3 separate regions of the Homo sapiens genome follow, and all the other regions are linked to region 2. Evidence: read pairs that join two places in POLR2A ChIA-PET (ENCODE). Cell type or tissue: A673. All regions are shown on one strand. Links, peaks and the distances in the headings refer to the core of each region. The heading gives the core; the rest is flanking DNA. Region 1 overlaps LOC124905095 (a long non-coding RNA gene). Region 2 has its middle 38 kb from the start of MIR6817. Region 3 overlaps GRK3 (G protein-coupled receptor kinase 3).

Region 1 (4,789 bases), core at 928-3,427, 69 kb after region 2:
TCTAAATAAAGAAAAAAGCTTGCTCTCTGAGAATAAAAACTAAGTCAATACATAACACAAAGGGCCGAGAAATGCCAAAGGTTTCTGGTCTAGGCAGCTTTGGCAGTGGTTTCATGAACTATAGTCTCAAATCCAGTGGACGTGTGCCCACCAATTACAATGGGAAACATGAAAATAAGGAAAGATGACTTGTCCCAAAGCCACCGTAGTCGGGGATTGCAAGTACTGGACATCCAGCGTAAGCCTCTCCTAGGAGGGGTGACTTGGTCCCAAGTAACCATCTGACTCATCTGACTGTGGGTCTGTGCCCGCTACACCACCTTCTGATGGTCATTTTGCTTCCCACAAGGGGGACCCACAAGAGAGAGAGCTCCAGCCACACAGACGCTGGGCACGTAGGCTCCTGTGGGAGCCAGTGTTTAATGCAATGTAGCAAACTGGACATTCTAGTTATAGTGTAGCTTTTCAGATAAATCTGTGTAAGTGAGTTAGCGCACTTTTGGGAGGGGGAGGCTCTCACTTAGTAGGATTCTCAAAAGGGTCTTTAATCTTAAAATAAGAACCAGAGGCCTATAGAAAGAGAATAATTTAGTCAGGCAGACTTGGCTGATTATGTGAGTTTCACAATAAGAGACAGATGCTTAATACAGTGATATAATAAAATCTAGTTTCTGAGTCTGGAAGGCTGAAAGCCACTCCTTGCCCCACAGTCAAGATACTAGTATCTAAGGAGAAAACCAGCTGTCCTCAAACAGATAAAATATACCTCTCAATGTCTCCACATGGATGTATCTGGAGTAATTTTTTTCTTTTTGAAATTTCTACCTATTATCAAGCATAATTGTAAAAACTAAAAAGAGTTAATGTATATAAAACTATAACATGCAATCTACAAATCTTAGTGGAGTTTTCTTAAACTCTAAATAAATGACCATCTACTGTAATAAACATGAATTAAATGACCATCTACTGTAATAAACACAAAATAAATCACAAATTACAATTTACGTTTTGAATTTGTACCATAATGTAAAGAAGCAAGAACACTACCGTTTCTTACACATAGAACTACTCCTATCAATAATAAGGAATACTTTCTTTCTAAAGGCTATTTGTGCTTTCAACATGGACTTTTCAGTTCAAAATTGGGCTATGAGCACAGGACAGTGAAGACACAGAAAACTCTACAGCCTAAATGGAGCAGAAAATTTCAAGTTATCCACCAATCACTTACTGATTGAAGCTAGAAAATTACTAAATAAATTCCATGTCCACTAAAGAAGAAAACAAGGCCACTTGTGGTGGCTACACAAACAGAAAGATGCAAACTACCATATCACTATGGAGACTATGTTTAGATAGTTCTTCAAAGGTACTCACTAACAAATTATTGTAAAACACTAAACATCATGTGTTCTATGCATTATCCTATATTCTATATTCATTCTTTGTTATTATTCTATATTCTATGCGTATAGAATAATAAAAGTTATCCATACACTATTTGTTTGTGGTTAAATAAAATCTTCAAGCAATTACACTTTAAAGCAAACATCCTTCTTGACTCAACTCTGTATGTTTCACACTAGTCTATAAGCTCCATGAAGGAAGGGGCCGTGGCTGGGTTTGTCATAGTACCCCATGCCTGGCTCATAGAAATGGCTCTGCAACTATGTACTGAATTAATGTCATAAATGGTATCATAAATGTCCTTTAAGGACTGTCAGTGTTCCTAGAAAATTATAAAGAATCTTTAAAATGTTGTTTCAGACCTTCCTATCATATTTATGAATACTTTGAAAGGACAAGCTTTGCAATAGGTGATCCAACATTTGAAATGTCCAGTAAATAGAAATGAGACTCCAGGGGAAAGATGAAGTTCACATTACTCAACCTCTTTCAACTATGTGTGATTTCAAGTCATCTGAATTTCATTCTGTTTTTAAAAAGAGTAACAAAGTAATACCGCCTACAGTAAAAGTCGTCTGAATCACTTGAGGGCTTAAGATGTTGACCCTTTGTGGGACTTTGCTTGTGAATTAGACCTTACTTAAATAAAAGTATTTCTTGGCCAGGCGCGGTGGCTCATGCCTGTAATCCCAGCACTTTGGGAGGCCGAGGTGGGTGGATCATGAGGTCAGGAGATGGAGACCATCCTGGCTAACACAGTGAAACCCCGTCTCTACTAAAAAAAAAAACAAAATACAAAAAAAAATTAGCCAGGCATGGTGGCGGTGCCTGTAGTCCCAGCTACTCGAGAGGCTGAGGCAGGAGAATGGCATCAACCTGGGAGGCAGAGCTTGCAGTGAGCCCAGGTCACGCCACTGCACTCCAGCCGGGGTGACAGAGCAAGACTCCATCTCAAAAAAAAAAAAAAAGTATTTCTTTTCCAACATGATGTAAAACAACTGGCCTGCACATCTAAATGCTCCTGTTTTAACTGGGCCTGCAAGGGAGTCTGTGGGTCACAGTTTACTACTCCCAGTAGGCCCCATTATCAGCTACATTAGCTCAACAACATTTCAGTAAACTAAAGCAGCTATACCATTTGGACAAATAGTCAGCTTTTCCAGGATTTGCACTCATTGGTTAATTGAATAATGTGTCAACATAACAAAATGTGTGCCTCTTGCCATCTCAGGGAAGCAAAATCTCCCCTAGACAGAATGTTCCATTTTCTGAGACTCTCCTGTAATAGGCAGGAAACTGCAGACCCATTGTTTCATTTAAATTAGCTAGATATTTCGTTCTGATGCTCTTCTGTTTTAAAATTGTGGAAAAGGCAAAGTAACTAAAATAAGGAAGCACCAAGAATAGTGACTTCAAATAATTAGCTGGAAATAAAAAAATCACTAGTGATAGACCAAAGGCAAATTAAAATGTATGCTTCTCATTCAGATACTAAAAATACAAATCTGAACATCTCTTTCAAGAATACCAAAAACTGGCGGTCACATGGCTTCCTCTATAATGAAGCTGATATAGAAACTCTTGTCAAAAAACACTTGACCCGAATCCCTTTTACCAACAGCGTGAAGTCATACCAGCCATTTAAGTCATTAGGCTGAGACTTTTAACACGCAATTAACTTTCTTACAGGATCTAGAAATTCCCCAACCCCCAACCTCCAAATCAAACAGGTAGGCTACTGACTGCCATCCCGTGGTAGAGAGAATTTTGCAAGATGTTTTACCTGATAATCTCAATGTAACAGAATCCTAACACAGCACAAGGAGTGACTGTTACTATGTAAATGGCTACATTATAAAACTAAAGCCAAAGCCACTAAGATAAGTAGAAAACAGGCCGGGGTGCGGTGGCTAAGGCCTGTAATCCCTTCACTTTGGGAGGCCAAGGTGGGCGGATCATGAGGTCAGGAGTTCGAGACCAGCCTGACCACCATGGTGAAAGCCCATCTCTACTAAAAATGCGAAAAAAATTAGCCAAGTGTGGTGGCAGGCGCCTGTGGTCCCAGCTACTCAGGAGGCTGAGGCAGGAGAATCACATGAACCTGGGAGGCAGAGGTTGCAGTCAGCCAAGATTGTGCCACTGCACTCCAGCCTGGGCGACAGAGCTAGACTCCATCTCAAAAAAAAAAAAAAAAAAAAGAAAAGAAAAAAGGAAACAAATTGGAATCTCAGGAGGAGGTTCCAATGGCCCAATTGGAGAGTCTATTTTAAAAAGAGCAACAGAATAACAATTACTGAAGGGCTGTTTCCTAAAATTACTCTCTGGTTGGTATTTCTCAGTTTTCAAATGTCACGAGAAATATGCTGGCTGTCACTTACTCTGCCTTAAAGCATTAACAAAGAATACCACTGAAAAACAAAGGCATTCATACAAGGAAGTGAACATCCTAAGCACATAAGTATGTTCTTAAGAGGGACACTAAAAAAGGAAACCCCAAGAAAAAAAATAAAAACTGAACAGAAGTTCCTAACTTTAGTAATATTATATACTACCCCCCCCCAAAAAAACTGCCCATGAGTTGAGATTTATCAATTTTATATCTAGAAACCCTACATATTCAGGACTCCCTGACCTTGGGTGGCGGAGGGACACTAGGAAAGGCAAGAGAAAAAGGAATTTTCTACCACCTTTATAGAAATATTCAGTTTTTTTGGTGAAATTTAGGTTTGATATAGGAGTTCTTGTTCTCTAAGTAAGTTTCCCATTTGCCAGAAATTTTAAGCAGCATTGATTTTTTCAATTAGCTTCTGATATGCTACACTCTGGCATAGGGGTGTTAAACTCACGACATTGCAGAAGGGTTTGCACTTTTTCCTTATTTTCACTACTTGGCATTGTCTATCAAAGAGTAGCACATCCTGCAAAACCAACAAGAGGCATGGGCTAAGGAGGGAGAAGCAAGCCCAAAATATCTAGCAAGCATGTCTTCATTTGCACAATTTAGCTTTTTCACAAGAAATAACAAGGGGACTGGTATTTTCTGTATCATAGGGCTCATAGATGGACTTGTAAAAAAATCACATTATGATCACTTAGCATTAGGTAACATTTAAGCAATTTTGGGCGCCTAACACTTGAAGGACTGATGATTTCAAATGGACAATAACTTTGGTTTAAATTCCAACATTTTATAGAATTGCATGGTTTCAAATTCACCATAAAGAAAATGCCTCTTTTGAGCATCAATTCAAAGAGCTATTTAGCATTAAGGAACCTCATTAGCTGTACAACTCATGATGGTGTTAATTAGGAAAGGAGCTAGAGAAAAAAAAATCCATCGCTGAAGCCTTGATACATTATTTAAAACTCACTATTAACC
Region 2 (4,789 bases), core at 793-3,292:
TTCTCCTTCTCTCCTTATTTTACCAGTAGGAAAATTAAAGGCCCTAGAACGACTGCCCCATTCGGAACTTCTTTCCAATCAAGGGTCACAGTTAATTATTAAGTAACAGCATAATGGGTTTCTGCTCATATTGGATCATGTATTTGTTATAGCTGCATAACAAACCACCCCCCGCCCCACCCCCAAAAAATCAATGGCTTGGAACAACAGGGATTTACTCAGCTCACAAGTTCTTAGGTCTGCTTGATGGTTCTGTTTATCTGGGAATTGACTGGCTAAACTTGGGTTGCAGATTGGCTAGATTGGGCTGGTCTGGAATGGATTCAGCTAGGACAGCAGGTCTCTGACCCACATGTCTCTCATCCTCCAACAGAGTAGCTTGGGCTTGTTCACATGGCAGCTGGGCAGAGTTCCAAGAGAGTGAGAGAAAGGTTGTAAGGACTGGGACCTGCATGCCATCACTTCCATCACATTCTATTGGTCAAAGTCACAAGAGAAGCTTAGATTCAGAGTGGGGAAATAGACTCCATTTCTTGATGGGAGGTGCTTTAAAGTCTCACTGCAAAAAATGTGGATACAGGGAGGCCATGAATTGGGATCAATCCATGCAATCAATCTACAGCAAACGTCAGTGAAGAAATTCCATTATGTTCTTCCTTTGACTCCCATCCTGGCCTCAGAGTTGAAACCCCAGCTATTCTTTCATCTTTCTAGCATACACGCATTTATTATGTAGGACCCAAAACTGGGTGGTGGAGGGGAAGCCCAAAGGTGCCTACTATGTGCACCATGCATTGTATTACACTTAGAAAAAAGGAAGTAATAGAAGAGTTCTTGCCCACAAACCAAGTGTGGATATCAGACCTGTAAAAACCAAGTGCCGAGAGTCATGAGTAAGCAATATGCAAATTTTGGTGGCAGCAGAAAGGAGCATAGGATTAACTCTATTCAAACATGTCAGAGAAGGGACACAGAGGAAGAGATCTGTGAGCTGGGATGACTGAGGATTTTCTGGGCAAGCCAGCTGAAGAAAGGCAATCCAGGTAGAGGGAACAGCATTTATAAAGGCATAGAGTGTGAAATAGGATATTGAGTATAGAAAACTGCAGATGTGGCCAGGCATGGTGGCTCATGCCTGTAATCCCAGCACTTTGGGAGGCTGAGACAGGCAGATCACCTGAGATTGGGAATTCAAGACCCACCTGACCAACATGGAGAAACCCTGTCTCTACTAAAAATACAACAATTAGCCAGGCGTGGTGATGCATGCCTGTAATCCCAGCTACTCGGGAGGCTGAGGCAGGAGAATCGCTTGAACCATGGAGACAGAGGTTGAGGTGAGGTGAGCTGAGATCACTCCATTGCACTCCAGCCTGGGCAACAAGAGTGAAACTCCACCTCGAAAAAAAAAGAAAAAAGGAAAAAAGAAAATGGCAGATGTGGCGTAAGTGGGAGCCAGGGAGGGATGTTGGGAGATGGACCTCAGGGGTAAGGATATAGAAGACCCTGGGGAGAGGCTGGGGAGTGGGTATTAAGTGTGGTGGGGGAACGAGGGGTAACATGGCTAGATTTGCATTCTAGAAGGAGGACTTTGCCTGGGGAGTGGTGGAGAAACCACAGTAGAAGCTGGATGAGGAGTAGGGAGAAGGGATGACTTCTGTTTGGGATATGCTGCGTTTGAGGTGTCGATGGGACACTGAGATGATGGCAGTGGAGGTGGATCACTCCTCAGATCAAAATGCAGAAGGCAGCTCGGAACACTGAAGCTGGAAGCTTCTCAGAGCTCAGGGGGCCTGTGGGCTCTTGGAACACCAACTCAGTCCTCTCCAGGATTTTCTCACTCTTTTCTCTATCTCTCAATTGGCATTTCTCTCTCATCCCACACAGACACCCTGTAAGTCAGAGCCCAGTTCTTCCCCTACACTGGGAGGGGGGTAAATTTAAAAATTCCAAAGGAGGAAGAAAGGAAGGATCTGCTTTCTGACGGACAGTCTCAAAGAAGTGTCAAAGCCTCGGACCCCAGCCAAGTGTCCTTTCCCTCCCCACTCCCCCGACAAACATCATCTCCCATGGCTTTGGACGCCCGGCGTCTCTGTATCTCTCCACAGATCTGTGTTTTTCTCTCGGGGCCATCTGTCGCTGACTCTGCTATAAATCTTGTTGTGTTTCCTTGCCATATGGCATAATTAATTACTTCAAGGCACAAAAGACCCCACAGCTCTGCAGGCCAGGAGCCAGCTGGCTCACTGAGGAGCAATTTGCCACAATGAGGCAAATAGCCGGGCTACTGTGCCCTGTCAGCCGGGTCCCACAGCAGGAACCAAGTTGGCTGGAACCCCCATTCCCTGCGGCAGCATCTGCCACTAGCTCGGCAGAGGCTGTGTCTTCAAGGTTACATGAGTGGCATTTATAGACATTAAGGCCACACACCGTCTATTGCTATAGAAGGGAGCGTGCATCTATTAACTCAACGGGGACCCCCCCCAACCTCATTTATCTTTGTCACTTAACTGCTAAGTCCAGAACAGTCTGTCTGTTCCACTTGGGCAATGGTTTATTGGACTCCCAAATCTTTGGAAAACTACTGAGGGAGAATAAAATTAAAGAACACAGCCATTGAAAGCTGAGTCCTTGAGTGGGCCCCTCCGCCTCTGAGCAGTTGGCCTCTGCATCTGCAAACAGGAAGGACTGGATGAGCACTCAGTTCCCTTCCAGCTACAGTGTGCCAGGACTCCTTCAATCAACCAACGGATATTCAATTGACAACCATCCCTGTACTGAGTGCTGGGGAAACAGTTCTGGTGAGGCAGATGTAGCCCCCTGCTCTTATGTAGCTTGCTGCTAGAAATGAGGACCACACACGAGCATGGGCACACACACAACATACACATAAATGTACCAAATTATCACAGCTGGTGGCCAACAGGATGAGGAACTGAATAAAGCAGGGGCTGAATTAAAGAACATCAGGAGGCCAGGCATGGTGGTTCACGCAGCGCTTTGGGAGACCAAGGCAGGAGACTCCTGACTCACTTGAACACAGGAGTTTGAGACTAGCCTGGGCAACACAGTGAGACTCTATCTCTAAAGAAATAAAATTAAATTTAAAAAATTAGCCAAGCATGGTGGTGTGCACCTGTACTCCCAGCTACTCAGGCCTGAGGAAGGAGGATCGCTTGAGCCCAGTAGGTTGAGGCTGCAGTGAGCTGAGATTGCACCACTGCACTATAACCTGGGTGACAGAGCAAGACCCTGTCTCAAAAAAACTTTTTAAAAGAACACCACCTTCAGAGAGAGGACTCACAGAAGGTCTCTTTGAGGGAGTGATATTTTGTTAAACAGATTTATTGAGTTATAATTCATATGCTGTAATAGTTACCCTTTTAAAGTGCAAAATTCAGTGGTTTTTAATATTTTTGCAAGGTTGTGCAATCATCACTACAATCTAATTTTAGAACATTTCATCACCCCCCAAAAAAGGCTTACACCTATTAGCAGTCACTCCCCATTCTCTCCTTCCCCCAAAGGCCCTGACAACCACTAATCTACTCTCTGTCTCTATGGATTTTCCTATTCTGGACATTTATTATGAATGGAATCATACCATATGTGGCCTTCTGAGCCTGACTTCTTTCACTTAACATAATACTTTCAAGGTTTATTCATATTGTAGCATGTATCAGAACATCAGTCCTGCCAGGTACGATGGCTCACACTTACAATCCTAGGACTTTGGGAGACAGAGTTGGGAGTTTGAGCCCAAGAGTTAAAGACTAGCCTGGACAGCAGAGCAAGACCCCCTCTCTGAAAAAAAAAAAGAGTAGCAGGGTGTGGTGGCACACACCTGTGGTCCCAGCTACTTGGGAGGCTGAGCTAGGATTGCTTGAGCCTGGGAGGTTAAGGCTACATTGAGCCATGGTCATGCCACTGCACTCCAGCCTGGGCAACAGAGCAAGACTCTGTCTCAGAAAGAGAGAAAGAGAGAAAGAGACAAAGAAAGAAGAAAAGAAAAGAAAAGAAAAGAAAAGGAAAGAAAGAAAGAAAGAAAAGAAAGAAAGTAAAAGAAAAGAAAGAAAGAGAAAGAAAGACAAAGAAAGAAAAAGAAAGAAAGAAAGAAAGAAAGAAAGAAAGAAAGAAAGACAGACAGACAGAAAGAAAGACAGAAAGAAAGAAAAGGATGTCAATCCTTTTTGATGGCCAAATAATACTGTGTTGCAAGGATATAGCACGTATATAGCATGTTTTGTGGAATCATCAATCAGTTGATGGACTCTAGGTTGTTTCCACTTTGGGATTATTATGAATAATGCTGCTATGAACACTTCTGTACAGGCTTTTGTGTGGACATGTTTGTATTTCTTGAGGGGGTGACATTTAACCTGAGATCTCAAGGGTAAGAAAGAATCAGTCATGTAAAAAGCTAGGCAAAATTCTTCTTGGCTGAGGGAACAGTACAGACAAAGGTCTGGAGATGGGCTACTATACATGTCTAGGGCCCTTTAGGTGGCTCGCAGGCTTTAGAGGAATTACAAGAGCATCTTTTTCAAGCTGCACAAATCCAATTTTCTGCCGAGGTGTGTCTAGTCTCTTCCTGAGTGTGCAATCTGAGTCAATTTAGTCTAAGGGTTTATTGTCAGCTCAGAGGAAAATTTCTTGGATTGAGCAACTTGGGGTGACTTCTGCAGGCCCCCACAATTTGCAGGAAGCCTGAGGAATCGTGGGTGGGAAAGTCGAATGGAGTGGTTCCAGGAGGCAGCATGCTTTGGAGGTAGAGGCATTCGAATGACTG
Region 3 (4,789 bases), core at 1,194-3,693, 160 kb before region 2:
TTATATAAGGAACTGCTCCATTCAGTTAAAACCTAATGAATACCATCAACTTTTCCTGGCTTACTTTCCTGATCAGATTTAGTACATAACATAATTTTGTTACCCTTTTGAATATACTTAGAAAAATTACAATATCATAGTTCACATAAAGCCCTTTAAGAATCTCATGTCACAAGTTGTTGACAAGAGGAAATAATGACGTCACTCTTCTTAGGAAGACCCTCTTGGTAGAGAGTCAATACTAAGCAGGTTATGTAAACAGAAAAAACAACCACAGTTTTTAGTACGAGAACCATTGCCAACTTGCATGAAGTCCATCTGTCACATTTTAAAATGGTTTGAATTTGAACGTATATGCCATGGCACAGAATTTCAAATCTAATGATTAAATCAGGTAAATAATGATAGTTAAGAATTATATCCTGAAAATAGAGGAACCTAGTATAAGGTTTAATTTAAGGTGTGACTGTAAGAGAGTATTTTATAACATACACACTAGACCTTCATTTTATTTATTAGATTTAATTTTTCCTTTGCTAGACACTTATACCACTAATGCTGCTATTCAAATTTGTATTTTGAAATTTTTTAGTTACTCTTAAAAATAGTTTTATTTTGTATGTTTCACTTTTGCACTTCAGGGTAAAAACTGTTAAGTTTAGGCTGCCATTATTCATTTTAAACAGTGTGCTAGAAGGCTGTTTTTGCCAACTTCCTCTTTTGGTAAAGGTTAACTTCCACATTCCTTTTCACCACTGTTAATATTCAGAATAAGTTTTCCTCCCCAAATCAACTATTTAATATATTCTAAAGGGGAAAAAATGACCACCATTAAGTAGACTTTAAAAGTGAATATAGATTCAAACATGATTTGAAAACTGGAGTTCTAAAAATGTTTTGCATAAAAGCCGTATCCCACTGGAATGAATGTGAAGCCGAAACTTCACTATTTTGAACAAATAATGCCCATTTAGTGTGTAAGAAAAATTAGTTTTATAGTTAGTTATACCTTATAACTCTTAAAAGTCTCAGAAGATAGCTAAGTGAGGAGCTATGAATGCCAACAATGCCATTTTGTCACTCTATGACATCAACATTAAACATTACATTCCATCCCTCTTCTTGTAAAACTTTCACATTTTCTTTTCTCGTATTTCTTTGAAATACATTTTACTCTCTCTGTTCATCTATTTCGACATGAGCAAAAGTGCATTCAAGTCCCTGATCTGGTTCTATTTTCTATTTGTGGCACCCATCACCATAAGGACATATTAGCAATATCTCACAGTACCAAGTCTATTTTTTTAAAAGTGCTCTTTAAATGCTGGGTCTTACTCCGCATGTTATCTAAAGATTAAAAGATTTCCCCTTGGATTGGATAGTACAGTTTCAATTATATATTGCCTTAAAAAATTGCCGGGCATGATGGCTCATGCCTTTGGGAGGCCAAGGCAGGCGGATCACGAGGTCAGGAGTTCGAAACCAGACTGGACAACATGGTGAAACCCCGTCTCTACTAAAGATATAAAAAATTAGCCAGGTGTGGTGGCGGGTGCTACTCAGGGCACTGGGATTACAGGGTGGCACTGGGATTACAGGGTGCTACCTGTAATCCCAGCTACTCAGGAGGCTGAGGCAGGAGAATCACTTGAACCAGTGAGGCAGAGGTTGCAGTGAACCAGGATGGCGCCAATGCACTCTAGCCTGGGCAACAGGGTAAGACTCTGTCTCAAAAAAAAAAAAAAATCAATGCAACCTCATACAAGATTAAGTCACTTTCCAGTTACCTTCATTATTCTAAGTCAAACTCTTCAGAAAAGGACTGAAGTGAAAAATTTCTTATTCTACTTTTCAGTTCCATTAATATGAATGTTAACGTACTGCATTATACTTTCAAATTCCACGTCTGTGGTCTAACATTTAATCAAGTTTGAGATCCTGTTTATATTCCTTTTGAAAAACCTGGCCCATGTCCATGCAAAAGGAGGCATATATTAAGATTGCCTATTGACTATTTAACTCAGAAAAAACTTTTGAGAATAATAAATATAAGAAAGTTTAAAAAACTGGAATGGAATTATTTGGTCCCATGATATTCTTTAATTTTAGATTTTATTATGGTATAGCTTTTTATCACTCAAGTTTTATCTATAACAATAAATAATTTTCTTTGAGCAATTCTGACTTTGGGGAAGAAAAGAAAGAAAATGATTTATAAGCAGTAGCCTCACTGTCCTTCATTACCATGCTATCACTCACACTGTCATCAGTATCTTAGCTCTATTTTCTTTGGACCCTGAAATCGGTTGGAAAATTCATCATCGTACTTTAAAGTTTAATACTTGGGGTAAAAAAAAGTGGTTTTGTGGAACCATATCTGGGACTCCAGTTTACCATTAAAAATGTGCAGAGTAAAGAAGATTTTCTTCTTTTGATCCCTGTAGAAATTCTATACAGGTTCTTCACATTTTGGCAGATGTGAGCATATAAAATAGGCTACTTGAATTAGAAGTTTTCTCCTGGCTGGTACTATGGCTCTGTAGCAGTGAAGTAGTCTCCCAAGAAGGACTGAACATATTCAAATGTTGGTCTTTCATCAGGGTCCTTCTTCCAACACAGATTCATCAATTCATGGAGGGATTCTGGACAGCCCTGAGGGCAAGGCATCCTGTATCCTCGCTCCACCTGTTCCAGTATTTCATGGTTCACCATACCTGGATATGGCACTCTGCCCTTTGTTACCAGTTCTGTCTGTAGAATTCCAAATGAGCAGACACCAGACTTTATTGTAAACCCACCATACAGTGCAACTTCAGGAGCTGTCCATTTGATTGGAAATTCTGCACCTTGTCTTGATGTGTATTCATTGTCTTCAATTAACCTTGCTAAACCAAAATCTGCTATTTTGCACAGAAGATTTTCTCCTACAAGAATATTAGCAGCCCAGAGATCTCGGTGAATATAGTTCATTCTTTTAATATATGCCATACCATCAGCAATCTGAGCAGGCATATCAACCATTTGTGGAAGCTTCAAATACTTTCCATCTCCTTCCTTAAGGAAATTGAATAAGCTTCCTTTTGACATCAATTCAGTGACAATGTAAATTGGCTCTTCAGAAACAACAGCATATAGTGGAACAAGTTTACCATGTCTTATTTTTTTCATTACCTGAGCTTCTTGAAGAAAAGCTTCTGGCATCATTGTACCTGGTTTTAGTGTTTTGATTGCTACTTTTGTGGTTCCATTCCATATTCCCATCCACACTTTGCCAAAACATCCTTGTCCTAGTTTAACCTCTAGTCGCAAAGATTATCAAGGGATTTCCCAAGCATCTTTTGCTAGACCTTGAATCTGAGGTTTCACAGTTGGACACACAGTTGTTAACTTGTGGCATAAACCATCAGCATGTTCTGTGTAGTGTTTTGCCAATTTCTGCAGAGTATCAAGTTGTTCTCTGGTTGTGATATAGTATCTACCATTGTCAAGTTTCCTAATTTTGTGGTGTTTCACATTGTCACCCCTTACCTCATCCCAATCACGAATAGAGAGGGAATAAGCACCTTTAGTAGTTTCGCTCTCTCGTTTTTGTTTTGTTTTGTTCTGTTTGCTTATTTGTTTTTTAGACGGAGTTTTTGCTCTTGTCGCCGAGGCTGGAGTGCAGTGGCGCGATCTCAGCTCACTGCAACCTCCGCCTCCCAGGTTCAAGTGATTCTGCTGCCTCAGCCTCCTGAGTAGCTGGGATTACAGGCACTCACCACCACGTCCAGCTAATTTTGTACTTTTTTTTTTAGTAGAGATGGGGTTTCACCATGTTGGCCAGGCTAGTCTCGAACTCCTGACCTCAGGTGATCCGCCCAACTCGGCCTCCCAAAGTGCTGGGATTACAGGCATGAGCCACTGCACCCAGCCATTTCACTCTCTCTTCCTAAGAAAATACCTCATTAATTTCCAGGATTCAGAAGTAATCTTTCAGCATCTTTTCTCCCCATTTTGCCAAAATACCATTCTTCTGCCTGAATGGAATCTGCAGGCGCTACATAACTGCTCAGGATATAACCATTCTTTCCTGTAGTGATTGATCTTGCTTCCCACCAGTCTCCTTCTGTATTGTTAATTATTTGAAATTTTTCACCCTTCTTAAATGAAAGGTCTTCTGTAGTTCTAGCTTCATAATCATATAAGGCCACAAATATAGTAACACCACGTGTTAAGCCAGCAGGATATGAACTTGGCACCACTGAGAATGAGGAAGATGCCCACCTCCAAAAGGTGTTACCCCTGAGGATCCTCCAAATGGTATAATGGAATGGAAAGACGGCTGAAATTAACTGCTGTTCCCTTTGCTGAAGATGATGGACATGGTGACACTGCAGTGGGTTCTGCTCCCATGGCTCACCCTTGTACTGACAGGCTCTGGAGTATTTTCAGGTATTTAATGGCTGGACTTTTGTTTTCTTTGCTTTTAATGCAGCCCATTATCAAATCTGTCCTCTGGCTGTGCTCTCATGAGTCGCTGCTGCTGCAGCTCCGGGTGGTGGGAGGGGGCGGTGGGTGGAGGTGAGGCCCGGGGCCCTCTCCTTCCTCCACCTCCTCGTCCTCCATTTTTGAAGGAAATTTTTGCTGGGAATAGAATTCTAGGCTGGCAATTATCTTTCTCTCCTTTAATGATGGCCATTTCATTTTTTTTCTTTTTCTTTTTTTTTTTTTTTTTTTTTTTGAGACAAAGTCTCCCTCGGTCACCCAGGCTAGAGTGCAATGGCAAGATATCAGCTCACTGCAACTTCTG

What was found. Peaks named below come from ENCODE experiments on the same cell type or tissue, not always from the same donor. Only the 100,000 strongest peaks of a DNase experiment are listed, where the experiment ranks them.
Region 1: POLR2A ChIA-PET joins it to region 2 with 5 read pairs; 2 of 35 experiments call an interaction of 5 or more read pairs at or near these places.
Region 3: POLR2A ChIA-PET joins it to region 2 with 5 read pairs; 4 of 35 experiments call an interaction of 5 or more read pairs at or near these places.

Annotation. Positions count from the first base shown.
Region 1 is chr22:25,422,256-25,427,044 of GRCh38, reverse strand. It overlaps LOC124905095 (a long non-coding RNA gene), which reads left to right. Exons shown (of 2, transcript XR_007068037.1): 1 at 1-4,789. Among named protein-coding and RNA genes, the nearest start is that of MIR6817, 31 kb to the left of the region's middle. In A673, for the core only: no CTCF peak of the experiment used is centred there; no DNase peak of the experiment used is centred there.
Region 2 is chr22:25,491,011-25,495,799 of GRCh38, reverse strand. No RefSeq gene overlaps it. Among named protein-coding and RNA genes, the nearest start is that of MIR6817, 38 kb to the right of the region's middle. In A673, for the core only: no CTCF peak of the experiment used is centred there; DNase peaks (open chromatin) are centred at 929, 2,209 and 2,899; H3K27ac peaks cover 667 bases.
Region 3 is chr22:25,646,952-25,651,740 of GRCh38, reverse strand. The region is part of intron 3 of GRK3 (G protein-coupled receptor kinase 3); the gene reads right to left. It also overlaps the pseudogene YES1P1. Among named protein-coding and RNA genes, the nearest start is that of GRK3-AS1, 84 kb to the right of the region's middle. In A673, for the core only: no CTCF peak of the experiment used is centred there; no DNase peak of the experiment used is centred there.